Regions from separate parts of the Mus musculus genome. Here regions 1 and 2 are each linked to region 3. The links are chromatin contacts, found by Hi-C or POLR2A ChIA-PET in ENCODE. All regions are on one chromosome and are shown on one strand. The core of a region is the stretch at or near the end of the contact, and the rest is flanking DNA. Distances in the headings are between cores, read along the strand shown. Region 1 has its middle 56 kb from the start of Gm43700. Region 2 has its middle 9.9 kb from the start of Gm43700. Region 3 holds the start of Cpeb2 (cytoplasmic polyadenylation element binding protein 2).

Region 1 (3,408 bases), core at 751-3,250, 140 kb after region 3:
ATCACTTAAAGAAATACAGGAGAACACTGCTAAAGAGTTACAAGTCCTTAAAGAAAAACAGGAAAACACAATCAAACAGGTAGAAGTCCTTACAGAAAAAGAGGAAAAAACATACAAACAGGTGATGGAAATGAACAAAACCATACTAGACCTAAAAAGGGAAGTAGACACAATAAAGAAAACTCAAAGCGAGGCAACACTAGAGATAGAAACCCTAGGAAAGAAATCTGGAACCATAGATTTGAGCATCAGCAACAGAATACAAGAGATGGAAGAGAGAATCTCAGGTGCAGAAGATTCCATAGAGAACATCGGCACAACAATCAAAGAAAATGGAAAATGCAAAAAGATCCTAACTCAAAATATCCAGGAAATCCAGGACACAATAAGAAGACCAAACGTACGGATAATAGGAGTGGATGAGAATGAAGATTTTCAACTCAAAGGTCCAGCAAACATCTTCAACAAAATTATTGAAGAAAACTTCCCAAATCTAAAGAATGAGATGCATATGAACATACAAGAAGCCTACAGAACTCCAAATAGACTGGACCAGAAAAGAAATTCCTCCCGACACATAATAATCAGAACATCAAATGCACTAAATAAAGATAGAATACTAAAAGCAGTAAGGGAAAAAGGTCAAGTAACATATAAAGGCAAGCCTATCAGAATTACACCAGATTTTTCACCAGAGACTATGAAAGCCAGAAGAGCCTGGACAGATGTTATACAGACATTAAGAGAACACAAACTGCAGCCCAGGCTACTATACCCAGCCAAACTCTCAATTATCATAGAGGGAGAAACCAAAGTATTCCACGACAAAACCAAATTCACGCATTATCTCTCCACGAATCCAGCCCTTCAAAGGATAATAACAGAAAAAAACCAATACAAGAACGGGAACAACGCCCTAGAAAAAACAAGAAGGTAATCCCTCAACAAACCTAAAAGAAGACAGCCACAAGAACAGAATGCTACCTTTAACAACTAAAATAACAGGAAGCAACAATTACTTTTCCTTAATATCTCTTAACATCAATGGTCTCAACTCGCCAATAAAAAGACATAGACTAACAAACTGGCTACACAAACAAGACCCAACATTTTGCTGCTTACAGGAAACTCATCTCAGAGAAAAAGATAGACACTACCTCAGAATGAAAGGCTGGAAAACAATTTTCCAAGCAAATGGTATGAAGAAACAGGCAGGAGTAGCCATCCTAATATCTGATAAGATTGACTTCCAACCCAAAGTCATCAAAAAAGACAAGGAGGGACACTTCATTCTCATCAAAGGTAAAATCCTCCAAGAGGAACTCTCAATTCTGAATATCTATGCTCCAAATACAAGAGCAGCCACATTCACTAAAGAAACTTTAGTAAAGCTCAAAGCACACATTGCGCCTCACACAATAATAGTGGGAGACTTCAACACACCACTTTCACCAATGGACAGATCATGAAAACCATGCATTTTAATAAGATTTCCAGGTCACACTCGGGCACATGAACATCAGATGTGCGCTGCTGTAAAGAACACAAAAGTTGTTAATAAATTGGAGTCACCACCTAGAATCGACTTAGTTTCCTAAATGAGCTTCGTGTATATATTAAAAAACAATAGGCAGTGAGCAGAGGAGGCTGCCAATGGACCTAATCCATGCATTTGCAGATAACTGGGCATTGACTCCCCCGGCTTCTTCTGTTGGGGGTGAAACTGCAAGCCCTGGCTTTCTGCTGGGTCCTTGTTCTTTTCCTTTTTAGGAGAGGTTGCAGTCCCACTGCAAGGCTAACCCTGGAATCTGAGCAGAAACCCACAGCCACATCCCATTAGCTAATAGCATTGGGTGGTAAGGCCCCTGGAGAGAGACTTCAGCTGGGAACACTGCAGCCAAAGCCCCTCTAATAGCCCAGTCAGCTGTCGGGGCTGTAAACACATTTCTTCCCATTTAGTGCTGTTTACCCCTCTCTGTGACCTCTCACGCTTCCTGCACCCCGGCCACGTGGCCCAGATGGCATAATCTGTCAGGCCAAAGCAGGTGACAGTAGGACTTGATGTTAGGTAATCAGGGCCTATAATTAGCCAGGGTGGAAGTGGTAATGGGAACAACTGTAGGGCTGGGGGAGGGGAAGGCGGGGAAGCTATTCCTGGTTGGAAGACCAGCAAGGGAGAAAGGCCTGCTCCCTCTCCCACCCCTCCCACTTCCTCACTCACTGTGCATTTTGTAGCTCGAGATATGAACGTGTGCTACTGGCTTTTTTCTCCTTGAAGGTCAGACCTGAGCACTAGCAATTTAGTAAGGGAGTCATTTGGCAGATGATCAATTTGATTTCATAGGTGCCGTTCCAGAACTCTGTGGTTCAGTTTGATAATTAGTTGGCTACAGCACCTTGTAGGAACAAGGGTGGGGGAGAGCTGTAGAGAGTTAGCTTAATTTTGGGGAGTCAGACACAATGGCACTCAGGCCCTGGCCCTGCTGACCCCCCTGACTCCCAGCCAGTTAACATCGTCCGGTCTGCCAGCCTGGCTATATCTGACAGAAGCAGATCCCAAGACTTAGCTCCTGTGTACCACCTTAGGTATCACGTCCACATACTGCATCAGTACCACCAGAAACATATCAAACACAAGGTAGGGGGTGTCTGGAAGCTTCACCTTTCCTCCACTTGGATTGGTCTGAGTTCAAACACATCAGCAGTACAAAACCAATGAACCAAACAAATCACTCATCACAGATGGGAGAAGATCTTGTGGGTCAGAGAAACAACTGGCTTATTTTTTTATCAGAGATGGCAATCAGTGAGGTAGGCTGTGTGCGAAGCTTGCATCAGGAGATCTGTCCCTGTGAAAGCAAGGAGAACACTGAAGGCTGGGACAAGTGCAGTCTTGCTGGTCATGGGTAACCCTCTTCAGACAGCAGACACAGGTCTCCATGGGGACTTTACTGGCTATTTCAACTGTACTGAGTTGAAATTATAAACAGAAACCACCCCGTGAATCCTAGACCCTCATAATGTCTTGGATTGTCTGCTGATTTCTTTTTTTCTCCCTCCCCTACAGAAGCTAAAAGAAAACATGAACCACTCATAATCTCAGAAATACCAAGTTACAACTTGTTAAATATTCTTCTAGAACATTCTAGATATGATCTTTTTATTTCATCAAAATTGGTCTGAGTTGCTAACTTGTACCATAATCTCCCCTTCACCAAAAATACTGAATATTATTTTATTTACATGGGAATATTTTTATAACTTTTAAAACTTTCTCCCATAGTTAATTCACCAGTTTATAAAGAAGAACCAACCTGTCTTTTTACCAGTTTATTTTAAAAGACTATCCTAAAATTTCCCCTAATAACAATGGATATTTCATTTTTTTTTTCCTCACAAGGTTAGGCA
Region 2 (3,335 bases), core at 557-3,056, 180 kb after region 3:
CAGACAGAACCAATTATCAAGACTCCTGCAGTGTAGACCTAACTCTTCCAGCCTTAGCTCTACGACCTCATGCTGGGAACTGCTTCCCCAGGGTGTCCTTACCTTAACATCAAGAGGGGAGACCAGATTCACTCTTTCTGCTCTACTATCCCAGGCTCCCCACAGGGTAGAAAAGACTTGCCACAAACCACAGTCTTGTAGAGATTTGCCTTTACTACCCCAGCTTTAGAAAGTAGAGGTCACAAGTAGATACATTAGAGAAACATGGCAAAGTCTGGGCTCACTTTACCACTCATTAAGTTTTATTGCAAAGTAGTAAAAGAATCCTTCCAACTTTGTAGCCCCTATCCCTATCACCATCATTACCACAGTAGCGGTAGTAAATATTCATTAACTGCTTCTCAAACTGTTTCATTTGACCCCTACAAACAACTCACAAAGCAGATACCATTATTAACACCACACAACAGATGAGGAAATAGGACACAGAGCAGGGATCCTCGCCAGGGTTATGTAAGCTTTGATCATGGTGGCTTGACTTACCAGTTAGACTTGTGGCCATGCACTTACTTGGCAAATGATGTCAACAGATCAAGCCACAGGCTATAGAACATTGGGTAGAGAACTTGGGTGAGTGTCTGTCCAGAGAGCAGGCACGCAGTGTTCATCTGGTGCCCATCCCTGGCCCACTGAAGGCCAACACCAAATTGCACAACTTTTCTAGGCCATGAAGTCCTAGGTTGGCTGGGACATGAGAGGGTCATGCAAGAGAGTTCCATCTATAGTCAGGCTTAGTTGGGTCAGGGTGCCTCATGGATGAATGCTAGTACCATGTAGCCAAGGAAATGCATTGGCTGTACTTGGTGGTGCTAGAGAATGAAGGGGAAGGCTATGGTCAATAAGAGACATGGAGTAGTTTATGTTCAAGGAGAGATGGAAAACAGAAAATTTGGTTGGCTGGTAGAACCTTTATAATGCTTGGTTTGGTATTAAAAGAAAAACTTCATTTGCAGATACCATGAGTCCTTGACTATGCCATTCATTCAGATTGATCAGAAAGGCCCAAAGTCATCCTCTCTGGAGAACTTTGGAAAAAGAAAAATAAGACAGAGTTGCTTGTGATTGTCTAAGAAATTTCCTGAATGTGGTCCCAAGTGCTTCTCTGACAACACATTGTCCAGTTAGCATTTTGCTTGGCAGGAACGTCTTGTCATTTCTACACAGACACACTAAGAATAAACCATGAGTCATTGAGCAGCAGCGTGGTGAGGCTGTGGCAGAGCTGGGACACACTCAGCTCATGTGCCAGTCCCCTAGGACAGCTTTATGCATTCTTTTCAGAGGCTATGATGGCTTCCTTTTTTTTTTTTTTTTTTTTTTACTACTAAATCTACTCTCTGAGACATAGTATTAGACAAGTCTGATCCTGCTGAAGTGCTGGAAGCTCCCCGCTGCTCTGAAGATGGCCTACCAATATGTGACAGTTCTTGCTGGCTCTGGACTGAGTGTCTCTGAATTGTCAGATGCTCTTATATACCAATCCCCTCCTAGTTTTCTGGATACCCGCTCATGTTCTGACTGCCTTCCGCTCTCTCATAGTTTTCCCTCTTCCTGGAGCCTGCTCTCCTTGTCTGAAATGGCAGGTATTTCCTCATTCTCCTATTTCAGTTGACCATCCCCTGTCCAGGGGAGACTTCCTGTTTCCTAAGCCATGTCAACCACCGAAGTCCTGCTGCACCTCCCATTGTGAAATGCACCACTGTGCTGCCTGGCTATTTTTGACTCTCTCTTCCTTACAAGATAGTGAGCTTCACTGGCCAGATAGCCTGCCTAGGATGATCAGGGCTCTTTGCACTTGTGGAGTTAGTGTGGAAGAGGCAGGGAGTTAATTCCAGATCACTGAAAGCCGAGTCTGGAGTCTAGGAACTCCAAAGTCCCCGTCCCAGATTGCCTATCCAGATCTCGTGTCTCTGCACCAACCATGTTAAAAACTGGCAAGAAATGATTCTTCCCGTTCTTATGTTCCCCCTTCAAATATTGCAGACCGCTCTGCTCTTTGTATTTTCTCTGCCAGTCAAGATTTATGTCTTAGCTCTTTCACACTTTTTTTCTATTTCATTAATCTCCTGAATGCACTTTGGACACACTCAAGCTCCCATGGGTTTTGTTTTCTCACCCTCCTTTCACTTTCCTAATACCCTTAAAAAAAAAAAAAGACCTGGAGTAGCAAAGCTCTTTATTCATTGACTCTGTAGACAGTTACTGAGCTTGGTAAGCAAAATAGTGAAATGCAGAAGGCATGGTTCTAATCTTCTAGAAGCCATAGTTCTAATCATGCATGCTTCTGTGCCAGGATGGGACCATACTGGGGCATTCCTTCATATGGCTATCACACAGGATGCAGGCCCTTTGCCCTTTGCCATTTGCCCAGTGTTTTTGGAAGGCTATTCCTGGATCCTCTGATCCCTTCCTCATCTTTCTCCATACTCTGAGTTGCAAATTTTCATCCTCACTGGGATCATGGAAGGTACTAGGCTGCTCTTCCTGGCTAGCATCCTCTCTGAGAGAAGATTAAACACAGTCTGGAGTCTGGAGACCTGGTTTGAAATTTAGGTTAGAAAGCGGTCAGTCTGAGTTAGGAAGGCCTGCCTTTGTCAGCAAACTGACAGAGTTTGCTGTTTGCTGCTGCTGTTGTTTTTGTTTGATTGATTTTGAGAAAAGGTTTCTCTTTGTAGCCCTGGATGACCTGGAACTCACTCTGTAGACCTGGGTGACCGCAAACTCAGAGATCTGCCTGCCTCTGCCTCTCAAGTGCTGAGATTAAAGCTTGTGCCAGTCACCATGTTCAGTGAATTTTCTGAGTTTTAATCTTAATTTTTTTTGAAATTTATTTAATTTGACTTTATGTGGGATAGTATTTTTCTCTTAAAAGCCAGAAGAGGGTGTCAGATTCCCTGGGACTAAAGTTACAGAGGGCTGCCAGCTGTCATGTGAGTGTTGGGAATCGAACCTCCTCTGCCTCTGGAAGAGTGCTCTTCAGATCTCTGAATTTGACTCTTGACCATGTTTATTGCTAATTGCATACATTAGAAAGGCTTGTCAGGTTCCCTGCATTAATCACCCATGCAAAGGAAGAATGGCTTGTCTTACAGAGGTTTTATGAAGACAAAGTGATGGATATTTCTGGGACAAGGATGCACCAAACACCAACGTTTCTCCTAAATCAATGACTCAGCATAAGGACCACAAGCTGCCTTGTGGGACTGTGTCATGGCTTTGTTATAGCCTTAGAAATGAGCTGCCTTCTCGTGTAAAAACTGTAGCATGACTTTAAT
Region 3 (3,331 bases), core at 734-3,233:
ACCCCGGGGAAGGACCCAGCCCTAGCTGCTCACTCTCCGCCCGCCTTCCCGAGAGTGCTGCCCCGACCCCGGGTCCGCCGCCAAGCCGGAGCGCCCGGGGCGTTCGAGGGGGCTTGGCGGCTCCTGTTCCCACCGCGCACGCCTTACCTGGTGGTGGTTGTACGAGTTCCTCTGCTGCAGGAAGGCGGCTGCGGCAGCCTGGTGCTGCTGCTGCAGCTGCGGGCTGACGGGTGACCTCCGGCTCTGCGGCTGCTGCGGCGCCGCCGCCGGCGGCTGCTGTTGAGGTAAATTCATGGCGGGCGGCGCGGGCACCGTGGGAGCAGAGAACGGGCCGCCGAAGCCGCCGCCGCCGCCGCCACCGCCGGCCGGCACGCTGAGCCCCGCGCAGCCGTGCGGCGACACCGGCGAGAAGCTCGGGAAGAAGGCCGGGTTCATGGACGATGGCAGCCCGGGGTAGAAGCCGTTCTCCGAGTCCGGGCTGGGCGGCGGCATGGCGCTCAGAGAGCCGCCCGCGCCGCCGCCGCTGCCCGGGGTGGCAGCCGAGGAGCCCGGGGGCTGTGGTTGCGGCGGCTGCTGGGGCGGCTGCGGCTGCTGGGGTGGCTGCTGCTGGGTCGCCGGCGGAGGCTGGGGCGGCGGCGGCGACGCGGTCTGCACCGACCAGGGGGTGCCGAAGCCGGGCAGCGGTGGGGGAGACGCGGAGCCGCCTCCCCCTCCGGGGGGTCCCCCGCCCCCGCCGCCGCCGGGGTGCGGCAGGTCCGGGCTCTGCAGGCTGCTGAAGGCGCTGGTGCCGAGCGCCGCGCCGGGCAGGAGGGTGCTGGGGCTGTTGAGCAGAGGGTGGTTGGGCGACTCCATGGAGCCCGGCGCGGGGTTCACCGGCGGCGTCGAGGGGGGCAAGCCCGCATTGGGGGGCTCGGCGGCGCTGCCCTCGCCCGCGGCCGGGGTCTGGCGAGGGCTTCCCGCGCCTCCGTGGCGGCGCCGCGGAGCTGCGGGCGGCGAGGGCGGGAGCTGCGGGAGCTGGGGCAGGTCGACCGGGCGCTGCCGCTGGGCGAAGTCCTGCGGCGGGAGGTGCTGCGTGTGCGGGAGGCTGAACGGCTGAGAGCGCTGGGCGAGCGGCGCCGACTGCAGGAGCGGCCCGGGCGGTGGTGGCGGCGTTGGCGGTGTTGGGCTGAAGCGGCCGGGGCAGTGGAGCGGCGGCGGCGGCGGCGGCGGCTTCGCGTCCGGAGGGTGGGGACGGTGTGGCGGGCTCAACTCTTTCCTCTTCTGGCTGCTCAGCTGCTGCTGCTGCCGCTTACTGAAGTCCTGCGGGGAGGAGGTGCGGCAGCAGCAGCAGGAGGAGGCGGAGGAGGAGGAGGGGTGGTGCAGACTCGGTTTGAAGTCCTGGGAGGGGAGGAGGTGGGTCACACCCGCGTTCGTGCCGCCGCCGGGGTGGTGGCTGGGGAGCTGCTCTGCGGCCGCCGCCCCCGAGAGCGGCCTCGTCGGCTGCTGTGTCAGCCCGAGCAGTAGCTCATCCTGCACGGCCTGGGGATGCGCCACGAGCGGGGAGGAAGAGGAAGCTGCGGCTGAGCTGGCCGCGCCGCCGCCCGAGGGGATGGCGAAGGGGGAGGCGGCCTCGGAGAAGCCGGTGACAGGCAACGGCGGCGGCGACAGCGGGCCGAAGGGCGTGGCGGGCGGCCCGGCGGCGAAGGGCCGGTAGGCGCTGCCGCCGGGCGAGGATCGTGGGCTGCCGCTGCGCAGCAGGGCAGTGTGCAGCACCCCGAACCCGAAGTCCCGCATTTATCAGGCCGGCGGCCGCGGCAGGAGACGCACCCCGTCCCCTGCCCCGCCTAGAAAGCCCCGGGAGCCGTGGCGGCGCGGCCGTGGTGGAAGGATGGGGTCAATGGGAAAGGGACACTGTGACTGAGCCGGGGCACCGACTTGGGGCCCCGCCGCCCCTCACGGAGGCCACCGCCGCCTCCCGGAACCGGCTCCGGCACCACCGCCGCTGCCTCGGCCGCCGCCGCCCTCGCCGCTTAAGAACCCCGGAACGTGCGTCAGCAGCCACCTCACAATCGCGCCGCCCCTTGTCGCGCGCCCTGGCACGCGCGAGCGCGCCGCCGCCGCCGCCGCCGGCCTCGCCCCGCCCCGCCCCTCATTAGCGTGCGTTGTGGACCCTGCGAGGCAGCGGGCGCGCGCGGCGCGTCCCTCAGTCCAGGACCTTGAATGGAGCCCAAGGGGGTGAAAAAAAAGCCGGTGGAAGTTGGGGAGACGGCTAATGGGTCTCGAGCACCGTGCGCGTGCGCACGGAGGCGAGCACGCGCGGGCGTTGCGGACGGTTCCTGGGCAACCGCCCCTCCTGTCCCCTGTCGCACGCGCCCCCTCCTCAGGCCCCGCCCTGTCCCAGCCCCTGGGGTCACGTGAAGTGCCGCTGTCCCAGACCTGCTAGCAGGACTAGGGCGCTAAGCTTGCAGGACTCTAGAAGGTCCCATGCTCTGTGGTCGGGTGCGAGCCGCGCGTGCTGTCACCCACCCTTGCCACCGCTGGAAGGCATTTTTTTTTGTTTGTTTTTTAAGAGTAAAACGCGAAACACCGGCGCCTTTTGCAGCAAACATTTCCACTTCAGCAAGGGGAACAAAGTCTGGGAGCCGACAGGGCTCTGCGTGGTTACTCGCGCAGGAGAGCTCTGAGTAGGTTCTGAGACCAGCTCCTCCTGGCCCCGCTGCTGCAAGCCCTGGGTGCGCTGTCACCACAACCCAGGGGTGCCGGACTCCTCCTCTACAAGTTCTTTCTGGCTTCCTTCCCCCGGGAGACTCTCATCGGAACATTTCCGAAGCTTTATTAATTTTCAAGGGAGAAAGATTTCTCACATCAGGGGGGAAAGGAGATTGTGACTCAGCAGCGGACTTGTTGAGGCTTGTAAAGTGGAAGGGGAAAGGCTTTCCATGTAGACAGAGGAGCGCTGGATGGGGACTTAATCCAGTGTAATTCCTCCCCACAGGAACATTTTACACAGAGAAAACCACACTTGACTGTTTAGTCCAATGATAACTGATCCACACGACATAATAAAGAATTGTATGTTCTTAGTTTTTATTTTTAAGTTTTCCTGGTGCTTAGAAAACTGAAATTACTGAATGGATTCCAGAAATACCTACTGAAATCTCAACAGTTTGCAGAAAGTTGATTCAGACTGGACTAATGATGTTGTAACTTACTAGTCTCTTAAGGAAGTTAGGTAGATGTCTTTCTGAAGCCCCTGTCAGTTGAATTTGGTTCCTCATCTTATTTCAAAAGTATGCAAGTCAAATAATCAGTAAAAAGAGAACAGCACTTCAAAAAGAAAATACTTTATAAG

What was found. Hi-C counts contacts between places; a loop is a spot of excess contacts on that map. ChIA-PET counts read pairs that join two places held with the same protein, here RNA polymerase II (POLR2A).
Region 1: a loop to region 3 is called in a map of heart, with 2.4 times the contacts of the local background. The contact joins the enhancer-like site here to the promoter of Cpeb2 in region 3. A Hi-C loop is called at or near these places in 3 of 37 maps with a recorded cell type or tissue (heart and left cerebral cortex). POLR2A ChIA-PET finds 5 or more read pairs at or near these places in 1 of 5 experiments (Patski).
Region 2: a loop to region 3 is called in a map of heart, with 2.2 times the contacts of the local background. The contact joins the enhancer-like site here to the promoter of Cpeb2 in region 3. A Hi-C loop is called at or near these places in 1 of 37 maps with a recorded cell type or tissue (heart). POLR2A ChIA-PET finds 5 or more read pairs at or near these places in 1 of 5 experiments (Patski).

What each region holds. Positions count from the first base shown.
Region 1 is chr5:43,093,208-43,096,615 of GRCm38, reverse strand. No RefSeq gene overlaps it. Among named protein-coding and RNA genes, the nearest start is that of Gm43700, 56 kb to the right of the region's middle. Within about 2 kb of position 2,000, at least 1 of the 3 ENCODE cell types and tissues checked has a DNase peak (open chromatin) inside an H3K27ac peak, as active enhancers do; it is heart, where a contact is called at or near this core.
Region 2 is chr5:43,046,807-43,050,141 of GRCm38, reverse strand. No RefSeq gene overlaps it. Among named protein-coding and RNA genes, the nearest start is that of Gm43700, 9.9 kb to the right of the region's middle. Within about 2 kb of position 1,806, at least 1 of the 3 ENCODE cell types and tissues checked has a DNase peak (open chromatin) inside an H3K27ac peak, as active enhancers do; it is heart, where a contact is called at or near this core.
Region 3 is chr5:43,231,905-43,235,235 of GRCm38, reverse strand. It overlaps Cpeb2 (cytoplasmic polyadenylation element binding protein 2), which reads right to left and starts at 1,983. Exons shown (of 12, transcript NM_001368806.1): 1 at 148-1,983. The coding sequence starts at 1,773. It overlaps Gm7854 (predicted gene 7854), which reads left to right. Exons shown (of 8, transcript NR_028417.2): 1 at 1-284.